Regions from separate parts of the Homo sapiens genome. Here region 2 is linked to region 1. A link is a loop called in an ENCODE intact Hi-C map of the cell type or tissue named here. Cell type or tissue: IMR-90. All regions are shown on one strand. Links, peaks and the distances in the headings refer to the core of each region. The heading gives the core; the rest is flanking DNA. Region 1 has its middle 410 kb from the start of LRATD1. Region 2 overlaps NBAS (NBAS subunit of NRZ tethering complex).

Region 1 (7,482 bases), core at 2,155-6,154:
CATCTCTGCAGAGGCAAGGCTGAGGCATAGAACCTGAACCATCTGTGCCTCCTTCTCCCTTGTTCACTATATTCAGGCAATAAAACAATTCATTCTCCTTTGCATTCATCATGTGTTGCAAACCTCTGTCTCAATCCTATTGCCAGCAGGTTAGGCAGGACCCTCATCACTTAATCTCTAGGCTCTACTGCCTGAATCAAGCTCCTTGCTTCAATCCATCTTGCTTGAAAGACTCATCTTTAGGAAACATCTCTGCTGCTCAGAAACCTAGAGTGTAAACTTCCCATCTGCCTGGCCTAGCAGTCAGAAGTCCCACCAGCAGGCCCGTGGTGTCTTGCTGCTCCCCTGATGATGTTGACTGGACCAGTTATAGGTCTTCCTGGAGCCCTTTTGCTGTGATTCTGTGCCTCTGCCTCTCTTCTCCATGCTGCCTCTCTGAAACCGACCCTTGAAGGCACAGTATTCACCTGGGGAACATTTACTAAGACCAGGCCCCCATCTTAGAGTTAGTCATTAATTAAATTCATGCCCATTCACCAGGTTCCAGACTCTAGTTAGTATGCAGTTGGCCAGAATAACTCTTTTTCCCCGCTGCCTGCAACTGACTCAACTTTCTTCTTCTGTACAACTAATTAAAAGTGAACTAAAAATAAAACCACTCTTAGTATTAAAGTGGCAAAAAAATATATAAAATAAAAATAGAGTGACTTCCCCACTTCCTCACAGCACCAGCCACTTCTTGTTATTCCAGAAAGGGAGTTTTCTGTCCTTCTTAAAATTATTCTCATTATAATTGCTTCAGGAACCTGAAGAGTAGTGTTCAAAGTTTGTGTTTGTTGGGTCTAAGTGATAATCCTCCCAAATTCTATAATTATGTGTGTACAATGATTAAAAACATTTCTTGGAGGTTGATATATATTGAGAGATTTTTTATATTCTTAAAAATGTTTTAAGACTATATGAATTGGAATATGACATTCCAGTTAGAATAGATTTGTATCTCATTCAAATTAAGCCTTAAGAACTAAAATAAAAATTAGCTATGAAAACATACTGAATCCAGCTTCCACCCCAGGATGTAGAGAGATGAAAGGAGTATTACTGCCACCTTTGCAATGAAAAAGAACTGGGCTTATTTCAAATGCATGACTGCTTTTGAAACCATTGGAGAGCTGAGGTCATGAAGGTAATGACTTGTGAGGAGTCTAAGGAGAGACAGTGCCTATGGGAGAGAAAATATGAACATACATTCACCTGAGATAGACACATGAGTAGCAATAGTTCAGCTGGAAGAGCTCACTAATTGGTGAAAGCTGAATGTGGACTGATGGGACACAGGGAAGCCCTGGGTCTGCTGAAATTAGGGGGTACACACTCTCTTACAGGCTTTGTCTACAAACCTTTGTCTTCAAAAAGAAAAGCAGTAAGTGTTGGCAAGGAGGTAGAGAAAAAGAAACTCTTGTAGACTGTTAGTGGGAATGCAAATTAGTATAGCCATATGGAAAACAATATGGAGGTTCCTCAAAAAATTTGGCGTAGAACTACTTTGTGATTTAGCTCCAATTTCCAGGTATATACCTGAAGGAAATTAAATCAGCACCTCATAGAGATATCTGCACTTCTGTGTTCATTGCAGCATTATTCACAATTAGCCAAGGCATGGAAACAACCTAAGTGTTTGTTGACATATGAATTGATTAAAAAATGTGATGTATATATACAATGGGACTGGATGTATATATATGTATATGTATACACCACATTTTTTTAAATTAAAAAAACAAAACAAAACAATCAAATGAAAAAAGTTGGGAAAGACATTTTGGGTGGCAAAATGGGAAGCACTTCTGCATGCTCTCTGATAACAAAATGAAACACTGCAAGGCCACTCCAACTGCACCATGGGCAGCCATGTTACTGGTGGTTTGGAAAGTTACTGCCCAAACATGTGCAAAGAATGGCTTCTATCTCTGTGCTTCCTCAGCATTTTGCTCAGATCTCAGCGTCAGCTCCTCTCCCACTGTTCTGGAATACTTATTCTCTTCACTGTCGCCCTGTTGGACTGTGAGCTCAGGATCATGTCGCATTGTATTTTTAGATCCCAGCACAGTGCCTCACATGGCGTTGGTGGTCAACAATAGCTCCCTGGATTGATTTGTCTGATTTGCAGGCTTCAGAAATGTTGGGAAATACATGACAGAGATTTTGATATTTATTTTGGGAGGAAATCATATTTAGAAATTGATCAGTCTTTGCTAATTGGTCAGAATGGGCTCTTGCCTTTGAAATCTGATTTTGATACACCATCCCTTAGGGAGTTTCTATTAGCATATGACATTTCGTTGTTGTGTGCTAGCCTTACCCCAATTATGTTTTGGTACTAGCAAATGTATTTATGTTTTATTTCAAACAGAAGGCTAAATGTTCAAAGCACTGTCTTTATATGGGAATCATCCTGATGCCTTTCAGTGAAAAATAATGGCCAGATTGATCAGAGGCATGAAAGCTAGGGTAACTCCTCACCTCTTTATAGTTGTTTACAATTTAGAAAATAAGGCCACAACTATCATCTCTTTTAACCCTCACAACCATTCTGTGAGGTGAGCAGAGCATAGATTATAACCCCCATTATGCAGAGGAGAAAACAGAGTCTTATCTAAGTGACTTGCAGAGATCTGAGTCAGGTCAAAGACTTTGGAGTTTCAACTCATAGAGTCTCCTCATGTTCCATGGCCACTCTAGGAAAGAACCCTGACATTCTAGTTGTTTTGTGAAATCTTAATTCTATACTCTGCTGAGCCCCTTGTCAGTATGCTTTCCTGCAGATTGTGTTTATTTTTCTATCTTATGAAAAACCTCATTAATAGGTTTTGCTGTTCATTCTTCTGTGTGTGTAATGTCAATAGGCTTGAGTATAGCTGAAATAATTGGACCGGGGGGTTTCTGAGCTGGGAGTTCATTGTCAAGTCAGCTGTCGCTGATTCTTTATCAATGTGAGAGAACTCAGCCATGCAAAGACCTTTCCCTGCTACTTACCTGCAAATCAGGCAGCATCAGCATATTAGCAGGTAGTCTTACAGAATGCAAATTCTGTCATTTAGAATCTAAGTAATTGGAAGCACAACTGGGGAATTGTCTAAATTGTATATTTAAGCAAAAAAAAAAAAGTTTTTAAGTTTTCTCTCTGTTCAGCCTAACCCTTTATTAGTAAAAGTCCATGTGAAAATTTGTTTTCTCTTCTATGAACTTCATTCATTGATTCATTCATTTATCCATCCAGTCAATCAGCATTCATTATTCGTCTGCTCTGTACCAGGTACTGGCCCATGTGCTTGGGAATAGAAAGGTTACTAAGAGGATCTCTGCCCGAATGCATCAAGTTTTCAGGCAACAGACAGAGCAGGGCTTTTTACAATCCCCGGGAGCCCTGGCAGGCTAGTGTGGGGATGAGTCAGAAGGCACCCTCCAAGGTGAGATGCTGAGTTGAGTGCTGAGGGTGGGCTCACTGGTAGAGGCCCACTGGTTCCTGGCAGAGCTAGACTTAGAACCCAGGTTTTCTAATTGCTGGGAACATTTTAATCCCTTAAACCTTCAAGGCCTCCTTAGCAAAGAAATCCTGGTGTGATTAAGGGGGAGAGGGCAGGATTAGACTTTCTGGCACAGCAAGTGAAGGCAAAGGCTCAGGCTTACCATAGCACTTGGAGGCATGTGATGCTGTTTAAAATTACTGAGGTTTAGGAAATCACAGCAAGGGGCGAAGAGTCAGGCAGATGCCAGAGCCAGGACAGTCCTGTGTCCTGGCCAAGATGGTTGGACCTTAGCTTGCAGGTCATGGATGGATATGGATGGGCTTTTAGCAGAAATGTGACATGCTCAAACCTGACTGTTAGAAATTTCCTATGAAAGACAAGATGGGCTAGGACAGAGACAGGGATAATGGAAGTGGCACAGCTCAGCCTGAGATCCTTGGAAGGTGGAGGCAGCAGGACTAGGAGCCAAGCTAAACGTGCAGGGGTCCAAGACGCACAGGGAGGCAATGTCCCGGTTTTTGGTGCCCACAGGCTGTGTGACCTTGTGTAACCTCCAATTCCTCATCTGTCAGATGAGTCTAGTGACTCCTACTCTGCCTCCTCACAGATTACAGAGATGACCCAGTGACTAAGCGAGGAAGGGTGCTGTGTAAATGGTAAAGTGCCGTTAAGTAGGATTTGTTATTATTATGTAAATCGGGGGTTGGAGAACTATGGCTCATGAACCAAATGTGACCTACTGCCTGTTTTTGTAAAGCAAGTTTTACTGGCTGGCAGCCACAGCCGCTTGTTAATGTTGTTGTGTATGGCTGCCTTCTTACTACAAGGCAGAGTCAAGTCGTTGCATCAGGAACCATGCAAAGTCATTGCATCAGACCGAAGTCTGAAATATATACTAGCTGGCCTTTTACTGCAAAAGACTGCTGCTTTCTGGTTTAAGTCATGGGCTGTGGTTTTGCCAAATTTAGTTATTAATTGGTGTGTGAAGATTCCAGAATCTCTCCATTTATGGATTTGAGTCCTGTTAGGCAGGCAGCCAGGGCTCTTTTGGGTGTCTATCTTCCCTTGGACCTGGCAGTGAATGATTTCTCCTCTAAGAAAGGGGGCAGAGTGTCTTCACAGCCCTGCCATCCTCATCTCTCATTGAGAACACACAGGGAATATGCTAGTTTCAGTCTGGGTCATCCCTCAGAAGAGATGCAAAGAAGACCTCGCCAATGGGCTTCCTGTGAATTTCTACCTAAGCCCTTGGTGTGCCCTTTCTTCTCTCTCCTTTCCTGGTAGTTATTTTAGCCTGATTGTTGTTCATTTCACTTATTTTCCAATTTCCTGGATCGATTTTGTTTCTCTACTTCCTTCTCCCAGCAATTTTCATTCTTCTGTTACAGTTAACAGCCTCTGTAATAATAAGTAGAAACCAGACTAAATTATGGTCATTACTGCCCAATGCTTAGCTCCAAGCCAGCACATGACGTTGTCACTTTTGGGGTTCAAACTACCCTTGACATCTCTTTGCATTTCTTGCTCTGAGGATGGCAATTACGCACTTACAGGCAGAGAAGAACGGAGGGGAAAGGCCACTGGCCACCTAGGTTTGCCTCCTTCCTTGCCATTGCCTTTCTTACAAAAGAAACCAATTTGGACTCCGTTTTTACATGAGGCCTCCAGCAATCCTCAGTTCCAGAAATATCAGGAGGATTTAGAAGCTGCATGTGCTATTAAATATTGTCCATGTTGAAAGCAAATAGAGGAACATGTGAAGCACAAACACGTATCACCTTCATTTCTCACTTCACTTTGACTCGCTAAGACGAAGTCTGCTCCAAAGCCTACTTGGGAACGTGTGCTCTCAAGCCTGAAAATGGCCCCATCCTCCCAGGCCTTATTTCCATGTAGTAGAGAAAAGGGAAAAAAAGAAAAGAAAAAAATAGAACACCAAAGCCGGCAGAGCCCTTGGAAGCAAGGTGGCTAACGTTTCTCACAGTGCAGATGGTGCAGAGGCCCAGATGCTATGGAAACAAGCACTGGACAGCTGCCGGGTAGAGTGGCGGAAGATTTCTTCACTTGTTCAGTATCTGTTTGCTTTTTCAACTGGTGTACAAAGAGTACTTACTGCTGTCCTGAGATAATTCCCAGCACTGGATAGCCTGCCCCACATCTGAGCCACAGGACCATTTGTCTGTCCCTGGCTGACTTTTCCTGCCGGCCCTCCCCAGGCATTTGGCCTGGTTTGTTTCCCTTTCAGTTGCCACTCTCCCCCTTGGGGACTCCTCCACATGCTACAGAATGGGATCCTGCCACTTCATCCTTCAGGCACTCCCACCCTGCAGCTGTTTCTCTTGTAATGGTTTTTCTGGAAAAAGACACAAATGTAGAGAACAGATGTGGGTGAACAAAATGCTCCTGAATCTCAGAATTTGCAGTTGTTGGCCCTGGTCTGTGGCTACCGACTCCCTTGGGAGAGAGACCTCAGATGTTCTCATGGATACTGGCTCACTTCTTCTATTCCTGAGGTGGTCCTTGAGCCTCCCCCATGGGACTCAGCTCTCCCTGCCTCCATAAATGTGGACCAAAACTCCCAATAGTGGTGAGATGTGCTCTCTCCTCAGGGGACACAAGGTAGCTCCGTCTGGCTTGAATGAAGAGTGATGTGAATATTGGAATAGAGAGTAACCTTGTGCAAAGGGGAGCTCCTATTGAAGGATTGTGGGTAGGGGCTGATGTGATCACAGTTGAGCTTTGGTGAATTTAATCTGCCAGTGATGTGTAGGTTAGATTTGAGGGGATGAAGCTGGAGAGGAAAGTTTAATTAGGCAGTAGCTCAATGCAAACAAACTGATGAAAGAGGAAAAAAGTAAACTGATTTTACCGCACAGGAAGGCAGAGATAACCTCAACCATCAGGGATTAGGCAATGTACGATGGGGCCTTTGGATTAACTGTCACGGAATGACTTAGGGACAAGTGCGAGCACTGGGATTTATGGGTAGCAAAGTCTGAAGGAGAGCAGCCCCTGTGAAGGCCACCTCCTGGACCAAGGGCAAGGGTGGGGCTTAGAAAGACAAAAACCCCAGAGTCTGACATGAGCAGTGGGTTTCAAGAAAGCCCTTAGCTTGCCAGTTTGGAACTGGCAGATTGCCACGAGCTTGGTGCAGGCCAACTGCTGAGCCCCACATCTGTTTGCTGAGTCTAGACAGCATAAGTTCACCCCTGGCTGTTATTTGCTGTTTTTGATCAATTTTCTGAGGAGCTTTTCCTTTGATTTTTTTCTTCCGGAGCCCTGAATGTTTGCTGTCTTAGAGAACACAAGGTGGTCGTGCCTGGGCAGGTCCATACGCATGTGCTTAAGACTCAGCCAAGACTTCTTTGATCAGAACAAATAAACCAACAATCTTGCGGTAATCAGAGATCCCTACCTGTTTGTGAATTCAGGCTCTATGTTACCCTGGGAAAGTCATTGTAACCTCTTGGAGCCTCAATTTTCCCACCTGTAATAAGCCTTACCTTGCTGGACTGTGGCGAGGTTAAATGAGTGTGTGTCTGACACACAATAGGAACACAATGACTATGACTCTGCAGCGGAGAAAAACAGTCCACGCTCTTGAGACCTCCTTTGGCTCCTAGGATCCTGCTCTTTGCAGGTACTTCAAGCTCCAGGGGACCTTCTGAAGGCCTTGAGCAGGGTTGGGCTGCAGGGGCAGCCTTCTCGATTCCATCCTCGCAGAGTGCTCCTCTCTCTCTGCTGAGCTGTCATTCTCTCTGGAGACGGGGAAGATGGATCACCGTCTTGAAGATGCATCACTCACATCACCACCTGCCTGACCTATTACAAGACTTAAGCTGCCACTTAATTTGTCCCCCATTTAGTGCAGAGACATCCCCACCCCCTCACCTTTAGCAGAGCTTGGAGGAGGCACCAGGAATGAAGACAAGTCAGGAGATGATCAGCCTCC
Region 2 (7,482 bases), core at 2,198-6,197, 130 kb before region 1:
CCATAAAGATTTTCAGAAACGCATGTGTGAATCGACATATTTATACAAAACCAAGAAACCTTCCTGTCTTTGGTCCCCTTTAACTCTGTCCAGGTTTCAAAGTTGTGGGTATGTCTATTTATTTCTATCGTTTTAACCTGAACATACAGAGATCTGACTTGTACCTCCTGTCTGGATGCGTCCAGCAATAGGCAGCTCACTCTGCAGGTCAGCCTGGGATTCCTAAACAGCACTAGTGGTTGGTTAATTTACTTGGTATGAACAGACATATCAAGCATGCATTGTGCACAGCCTGGCACTGTGTATGAAGTGAAGAATAGGTAAGACGCTTGTAAAGATGCGATAAAATATTATTATCCCTGTGCTTAAATGAATAATCTCATGGAGAGATTGACATGTGAAATAATAACACGAAGAATTAACGAAGGTAGCAAGGAGGTAGGTACAGCGTGTGGAACTAGCCAGATCAGGGCCCTCAAATCCAGCATGTGGGTTTGGTTGCAGAGGTGATCAAGCTTGGATTTTCAAAGATTGTCTCCGTCTCGTTGTGAGATCGTGAGCAGATGATTTGTCATAGTTTTGGTTTCAGAAGTAGTATTCCATTAAGTGCCATGCCAGGAGTGAAACTGATGGTATGCTGAGAAAATGGAAACTGCATATCATATTCAAGTAAATACAGAATACAAAAATTATCTGTATGTGTTTTTCTCAAGCGTATACTTACGTTGTCCTTTTATTTTTCTACCCTTGTGGTTGATATTTTAATAACTTTTATTAGTAATAGTATATATGAGAACAAGACAAATATGTTTCCCTAAAGTAAACAGTGAAATAGTATTAAATAATCTTGAAAGCAAATGAAATGAGGGCTGCATGCATTATGCTTCTGGAATTTCAGCTTTCCTCATTATTGTAATTACTCTTAGCTTGATATAGATCCATAAAATCAAAGATTTTAAATCAGAGAAGGTTCATTACCTATTGTTGGAAGAGGAATTAAGCAGATAACATTTTAATGGCTTGGAAGACAGCAGTGCTTTGTGCTTTAATAGATTTCTTTCCCAAGATCTGTAAAGTATCATTTATTCTCAAAAATTAATTGCTGACACACAAAAAACAATCTCTGACAGAGATAGCAAGCATTTTACTCATCTTCTGATATATATAAGCCCTTCCCTTTCTAGAAAATCCTTTTCTCATGATTTGTTTGCCTGTATTAACATCAGCTATTTACTGAACCTGGACTCTGCACTTGGCATTGTGCTGGGCACTTAAAAGCTTGTATTATTCCCAACCCTTACAGACAGTGTGTATTTCTGATGTGGAAACTGGAGCTCAGAGAGATCGTCCTGAACAAGGTCACACAGTTGTTTAGTGACAGAACCAGGATTGGAAATTTGTCTCTAACCCAAAAGCCTGTCTTCTTTTCATAGCACCAGACTATCTCTCACTGTAATTCAAAGTTATTTGATCAGGGGAATTAAGTCAACTAATTCTCTGGACTTGTCTCATATTTATTTCTCACATCCAAACCGCATCCAAAAATGACAGAATATATTTTCTTTCTCATGCCCCTTAAGCACCAGTCAACCCACTGGCAGGGCTGTGTGATTTTCCACAGACCATATACCAAAGTCAATTTCTGATCAATTTAAAAGTCAAATGTTGTTAAAAGTCAGAAAATATAAAAATAACATATCAGTTCCTTTGAGGAATTGTAAGTTCTGAGTTTTAAAGCAATAAAACAAGTCATAAAGGAGTAGATCCTTTCCTGACAATATGAAAGTGTAAAACTTCTATACAACAAAAAACAACCGAAACAGAACTGTAAACAATAGGTTAGAATGTTCATGATAACAAAAATCAGGGTTAAGATTTCAGTTATACAGAGAATCCTTCACATGTGAAAGAGTGGGAAGCTGTTATAACTCTCCTAAATGAGTGAATGATTGATTCTTCCCACAACAAAAAATAAAAATGATAGGAAATTTATGGAAAAATTCATTCTTGCAAATAAATTCAAATGAAAGCAACCTTGAGGTACCATTACATATCTCCTAAATTAGCAAGTGATTTTTTCCTATCAAAATATTAACACCTAAAGCTGAGAAGTTCGTGATGTGACACTGATGCATTCCCATGCTGATGTCACCGCTGTAAGCTGGCACAGTTGACATCATTATGTGGTTGTGCTTACATTCATATTTAGAACCAAAAAAATGTTTCAGATACTTTGCCTGATGTATTAATTTGCTCATATTACCCTAACAAAGTACCACAGACTAAGTGACTTAAACAAGAGAAATTTATTTTCCTACAGTTTTGGAGACCAGAAGTCTGATGTCAAGGTGTAAGGTTGGTTTCTTCCCAGGCCTCTCTCCTTGGCGTGTCGACGGCCGCCTTCTCACTGTCCTCACATGGCTGACCCTTGCTTTGTGTGCGTGTCCTGTCTTCTCTTCTTGTAAGGACACCGGTTATATCGGAGTCCATCCTGATGACCTCATTTTACCTTCATTGCCTCTTTAAAGTCCCTGTCTGTAAATAAAGTCACATTGTGAGGTACTGAGGGTAAGGGCTTCGACATACGAATTTGTGCGGGACACAGTTCAGCCCGTAACACTGCAGTGATACCTCCCCTGGTAACTTGTCCTATGCCGATAATTTCGATGAAGAAGAAAGTATGTGCAAAAAAACATTCATGGTAGTGTTTCAGTAATATCAGACAACTTAAAATGGCTGAAATATTTATAGAAGTCAAATAACTTATAACAACTATTTTGCAGCCATTAAAATTTTTAAGACTGAAAACTATGTAAAAAACAATTTAAAAATTCTTAGCATATAATGAGAAAAATAGAATACAAATATCATACGATTAATTGTGGGAAAAAAATCTATGCACATGGACAGTTACTGGAGAGGAAAGGAGGGTGAAATAATTCTCTTGTGGTGACCCAAACATGGATGACATACAAATTACCGTCACACAGCCTGAAGAGCCAGACCTCAGGTGCCTTGGGAGTATGGAGGAAGGAGGAATCAGCTTGGCCAAGAGAGTTAAACAAAATGTCAGCAAGAAGGTGGCATGTTTTTTTCCAACTATTTCCACTTTTTTATTTTTATCTTAAAAAGAAAAAGTAGGTTAGAATGAATAATGCATGGTCAGAGAGTACCAAGCTTCTGTGGCAGATAGTACTAAAGTTTTAGTATGTTTAGTACAAATTTTAGTCAAAAACAAGAAAAAACAAAGACAACTTGAGGCTTAACAAATTAATCCAGCAACTCAGCAGTGTGCTGATGTCACAGTGTTGGAGAGTGCTTTGGGACAGGACACCCAGCACTCGGCTGTGCTGATGGGAAGGATTCTGTCTGGCCTTGGTGCCCTGATATGTAGAAAGGAACATCTTGGCTGTCTATGACCTGTTCCTTCTCTGAACCTCAGACGACTCTTTAAAATGTACTTGTTGGAATGGGTCATTACAAAGGCCATCTCTTTCTTTCTTCTTTCATTTTCTATTTTGTTCCCAAATACACACAGAAAAATTATCTATGCAGTATTTTCCGTGCAGCTGACAATCTTAAAGTATACTCTGGCCATTCTGTATTTCTTGCAAAGAGCCAGGCCCAGGTAGAATGTCAGAGAAAGGAAATAAGATAAAGTCACCCACCCTGCGTTTCCAGCACTTGATTTTATCTGAAGCCAAACCCAAAATTCCTCCCAACCTTTCCCTGCTCACTGCCCAAGCTCAATGCAGGTCAGCAAACGCAGACCTTTATCGTTCTTTAGGGAACCTCTGAGTGGGCCGGGGCCAAGGGGAAGGAAGCATGCATTTCATTTCCGTGTCTTTAGCCTTAGGCATTCTCAGCCAAGAAGGCAAGCAGCAGGCTTTTGGAGAAAAGACAGCCTACCCTGCCCTTCCCCACCCCTTGCCCTCCCTGCCAGAATGAGAGCAGCTTCTGAAAAGCTGGGTATATCCAGCCAGAAACACGGGAAGGATTTGGTTGCACTGGATAGAAACACAAACTATGAAGGGAATGAGAGCAGCAGCGGCCGCAGGCGTTAACAGAACCCCTGTCTCTTCCTCAGGCTGGAAGAATCCATCACTACCTCTCTAGGAGACTGTCGGGCTCCCAGAGGGGAGGGTTAGTGAGTAAACTGAAAGAATAATAAAGGTGTCCCAGCCTAGAAGACGTATTCAGGGCAACAAAGAAAGTATTGCCCTGCAGTGTTCAGATTCTGAGCCTTTTATCTGTGCATCTTATCAAACATGTGCCTGTAGCATCCTGGCACACACTGTTCTGTCCTGCAGGGTTAGGCAGGGGGATTCTTTGTTTTGAAGGATGAACCAAGATAACACATACAGTAACTCAGATGCCCTGTGTGTGTGCACGCATTAGCATGTGCATGCACGTGGCTGGAGGCAGCCACACAGACTGAAAGAATGTGAGCTTTGGAGTGATTCATTCACTTGGGTATTCATTCCACAAATCTTGCTCAGCTCCTAGCATGTGACCACCCATTCTGGACATGGGGATACAGGGGTGAACAGAAGAGACAAGATCTCTGCTCCATAGGAACTTGTGTTCTGGAGGGAAACAAACAATAAACAAGTAAACTAGGCCGAGACACGGGCTTCTAGGCCACTCCACCATGGAGCAACTGTATCACACTTGACCTCACTGAACCTGCCTCTGTCAGAGGAGGTGAGAACTGTCTTGAAGGGATGTCTGAAGACTTCAAGGGCCTCTCAGGGTTCTGGCACGTAGACACCGTGCTGCTGAGGGCAGGAGCTCTGTGGGGTTGAGACTCTTGTTTGCTAGGCATGAAGAGACAGGGAGAGAAGTGGGATGGAAAGAAGGCATTCAGAACTCACAGGCAGCCCCAGCGAGGAGAAGTCAAAGCTCCGTGCCCCTTCCAGCACAAAAGCAAGTCCATTGAACCGGTGGCTTTTTCTGTCATCTAGCTCCTAAAAACAAAAACAAAGGTAAATTCCTGGAGTTCAACCTAAGTGTTTTGGGTCAAAGGTGGGGTCAAAGGTGGGCTGTACAAGTGTTCATGAATTGGGAGGCCGGAGAAAAGACACTGAGGGTTTGCAGAGAGGGTCTTCTGTTCTGGAGTCTAGTTCTATTCAGTCTCTCTGAGAGGTAGGGTCTTTATCGTGTACTTGTGCAGTTTACAAAAATGTGACAAAGTTTCATAATGTAGGTTCACTCAGCCATTTAACAAATGTTAATGAAATGGGGAGCTGAAATGTAAAAGTGATAAAACTTCTGTGCCTTCAAGAATTTCCCAGTCGGTAAGGGAGACAGACATACAAATTACTATCATACAGGCCGGGCACGGTGGCCACGCCTGTAATCCCAGCCCTTTGGGAGGCCAAAGTGAGTGGATCACCTGAGGTCAGGAGTTCGAGACCAGCCTGACCAACATGGTGAAACACCATCTCTAATAAATACAAAAAATTAGCCAGGCGTGGTGCCATGCACCTGTAATCCCAGTTACTTGGGAGGATGAGGCAGGAGAACCGCTTGAACCCAAGAGGAGGAGGTTGCAGTGAGCCGAGATTGCACCACTGCACTCTAGCCTGGGCAACAAGAGTAAAACTCCATCTCAAAAAAGAAATAAATAAAATAAAATTACTTATCATACAGCATGAAGAGGCAGATCTCAGGCATCTTGGGAGTATGGAGGAAGGAGGAATCCTTGGTCATACTCCCAAGTATTGGCCAAGAGAGTTAAAGAAAATGTCAGCAAGAAGATGGCATTGGAGGTGATGTTTACATTGGGTTTTGAATGACCCCTGTGGGTAGTAGGAAAGATTCACGCTATCCGATAGTGGGCAGGATTTTATTCTCAGTACTTCTCTTGCTTTAATTCTCACAGTCAGTAGACAAGTAGACACAGTTGACCTTCGCATCTTCAATAGCCTTTCTTCCTTGTCACAGAACATGCAGGAAGAGCACATTGTGTACAGTTGCATAATATAGTTGGTCTAAACGTTAGTTAATTGGCTTTGACATTATTTCTGAGAGTCCTACAATCCAAATTATTAAAAAGGCACAGTAACGTTAAGAAAAGCCTGTCAGGAATCTGTTTTATGATACCCCAATGTAAGTGAGAAGCTCCGAATTTTGATAATATGATCAGTGTGGACTTGATTCTTTAAAAAAATATTGAAAATAATACATATATTTAGAAGACAAGACCAGGGAGAAAGAGAATACGCAAACTGAAAGAACCTATGAAACCGTTTTTTAAAAGGCAAGGTTGGTACTGAGCTTCCTAGAGGCTGAAGCAAAAATAGTTTAAAACCCCACTGTTGGTTATCTTACTCGTATCAGTGGGCTTGAGGGACATACTCTTCTCTCAATGGAGTACAAAAAAGGTTTTCTTGTTCCAAAAAAATTTTTTTCATGTGTATTTATATTCAAGAAAGATACAGCATTAAAGAATGTGGATCACAGTGAAAGTACAAATGAAACAGTAAATGTGGTTGTTAAGAGCACAGACTTTGATGTCAAGATTGACCCAAATTTACAATCTGGCTCTACAACTGGTTACAATGTTAAGCAAAGTTGCTACACCTCAGTTTCCTTTTCTGTCAATTGGGAGGTAAAAGTGCCAGTCACGGGGTTGAATCAGAAGGCCTTGGTGAAGAGATGCTGGTACAGTGTTGAATAGTTTCTGGCACCCAGTATCTGGAAGCTGTAGTGATGATTGCAGTGGGGTTCTTGTGTCTTCTTATGTTAAGAGGAGCCCCGTCTGTCATCCCAATCTGTGACCTACCTCAGAGGTGCTCGTGACCCACACACGCTTTTAAACCCAGGCCAGGGCATGAATGATGATGAAGGCAGCCCAGTGGAGAGCGAGGGATCCAAGGGGGAGGCGAACAAAGCAAACACCCCCTCACGCTGTGCCTGTCTTATTTCTTGAAGGTGAATGATTCCAATTGTGACCAAGAACTTCTTTCCCTGCTCCTGGATGCCAAGCTGCTGGTGAAGTGTGTCTCCACTCCCTTCTATCCACGTATTGTTGACCACCTCTTGGCTAGCCTCCAGCAAGGGCGCTGGGATGCAGAGGAGCTGGGCAGACACCTGCGGGAGGCCGGCCATGAAGCCGAAGCCGGGTCTCTCCTTCTGGCCGTGAGGGGGACTCACCAGGCCTTCAGAACCTTCAGTACAGCCCTCCGCGCAGCACAGCACTGGGTGTGAGGGCCACCTGTGGCCCTGCTCCTTAGCAGAAAAAGCATCTGGAGTTGAATGCTGTTCCCAGAAGCAACATGTGTATCTGCCGATTGTTCTCCATGGTTCCAACAAATTGCAAATAAAACTGTATGGAAACGATGAGCAAGCTGCCGCTTTTTTAACCTTTTTTTTCTTTCTTGTACTGAGTGGTGAACATATTTTCTTATTGATTAAGAGACTCTTCCTTCCCACCCTCCTTTTTTATTTCAACCTGCCTTTTCTGGATAGAATTCAGTT

The links. Hi-C counts contacts between places; a loop is a spot of excess contacts. Peaks named below come from ENCODE experiments on the same cell type or tissue, not always from the same donor. Only the 100,000 strongest peaks of a DNase experiment are listed, where the experiment ranks them.
Region 2: it touches region 1 in a loop (4-fold over the local background); 1 of 110 quality-filtered maps calls a loop at or near these places.

Annotation. Positions count from the first base shown.
Region 1 is chr2:15,039,816-15,047,297 of GRCh38, reverse strand. It overlaps a transcript of NBAS not described here. Among named protein-coding and RNA genes, the nearest start is that of LRATD1, 410 kb to the right of the region's middle. RefSeq lists silencers at 3,279-3,573, 4,047-4,247 and enhancers at 3,623-4,123, 4,124-4,624. In IMR-90, for the core only: no CTCF peak of the experiment used is centred there; DNase peaks (open chromatin) are centred at 4,287 and 5,597; H3K27ac peaks cover 2,302 bases.
Region 2 is chr2:15,166,778-15,174,259 of GRCh38, reverse strand. NBAS (NBAS subunit of NRZ tethering complex) reads left to right here. Exons shown (of 52, transcript NM_015909.4): 52 at 6,937-7,344. The coding sequence ends at 7,212. Among named protein-coding and RNA genes, the nearest start is that of NBAS, 390 kb to the left of the region's middle. In IMR-90, for the core only: no CTCF peak of the experiment used is centred there; a DNase peak (open chromatin) is centred at 4,439; H3K4me3 peaks cover 645 bases; H3K27ac peaks cover 2,665 bases.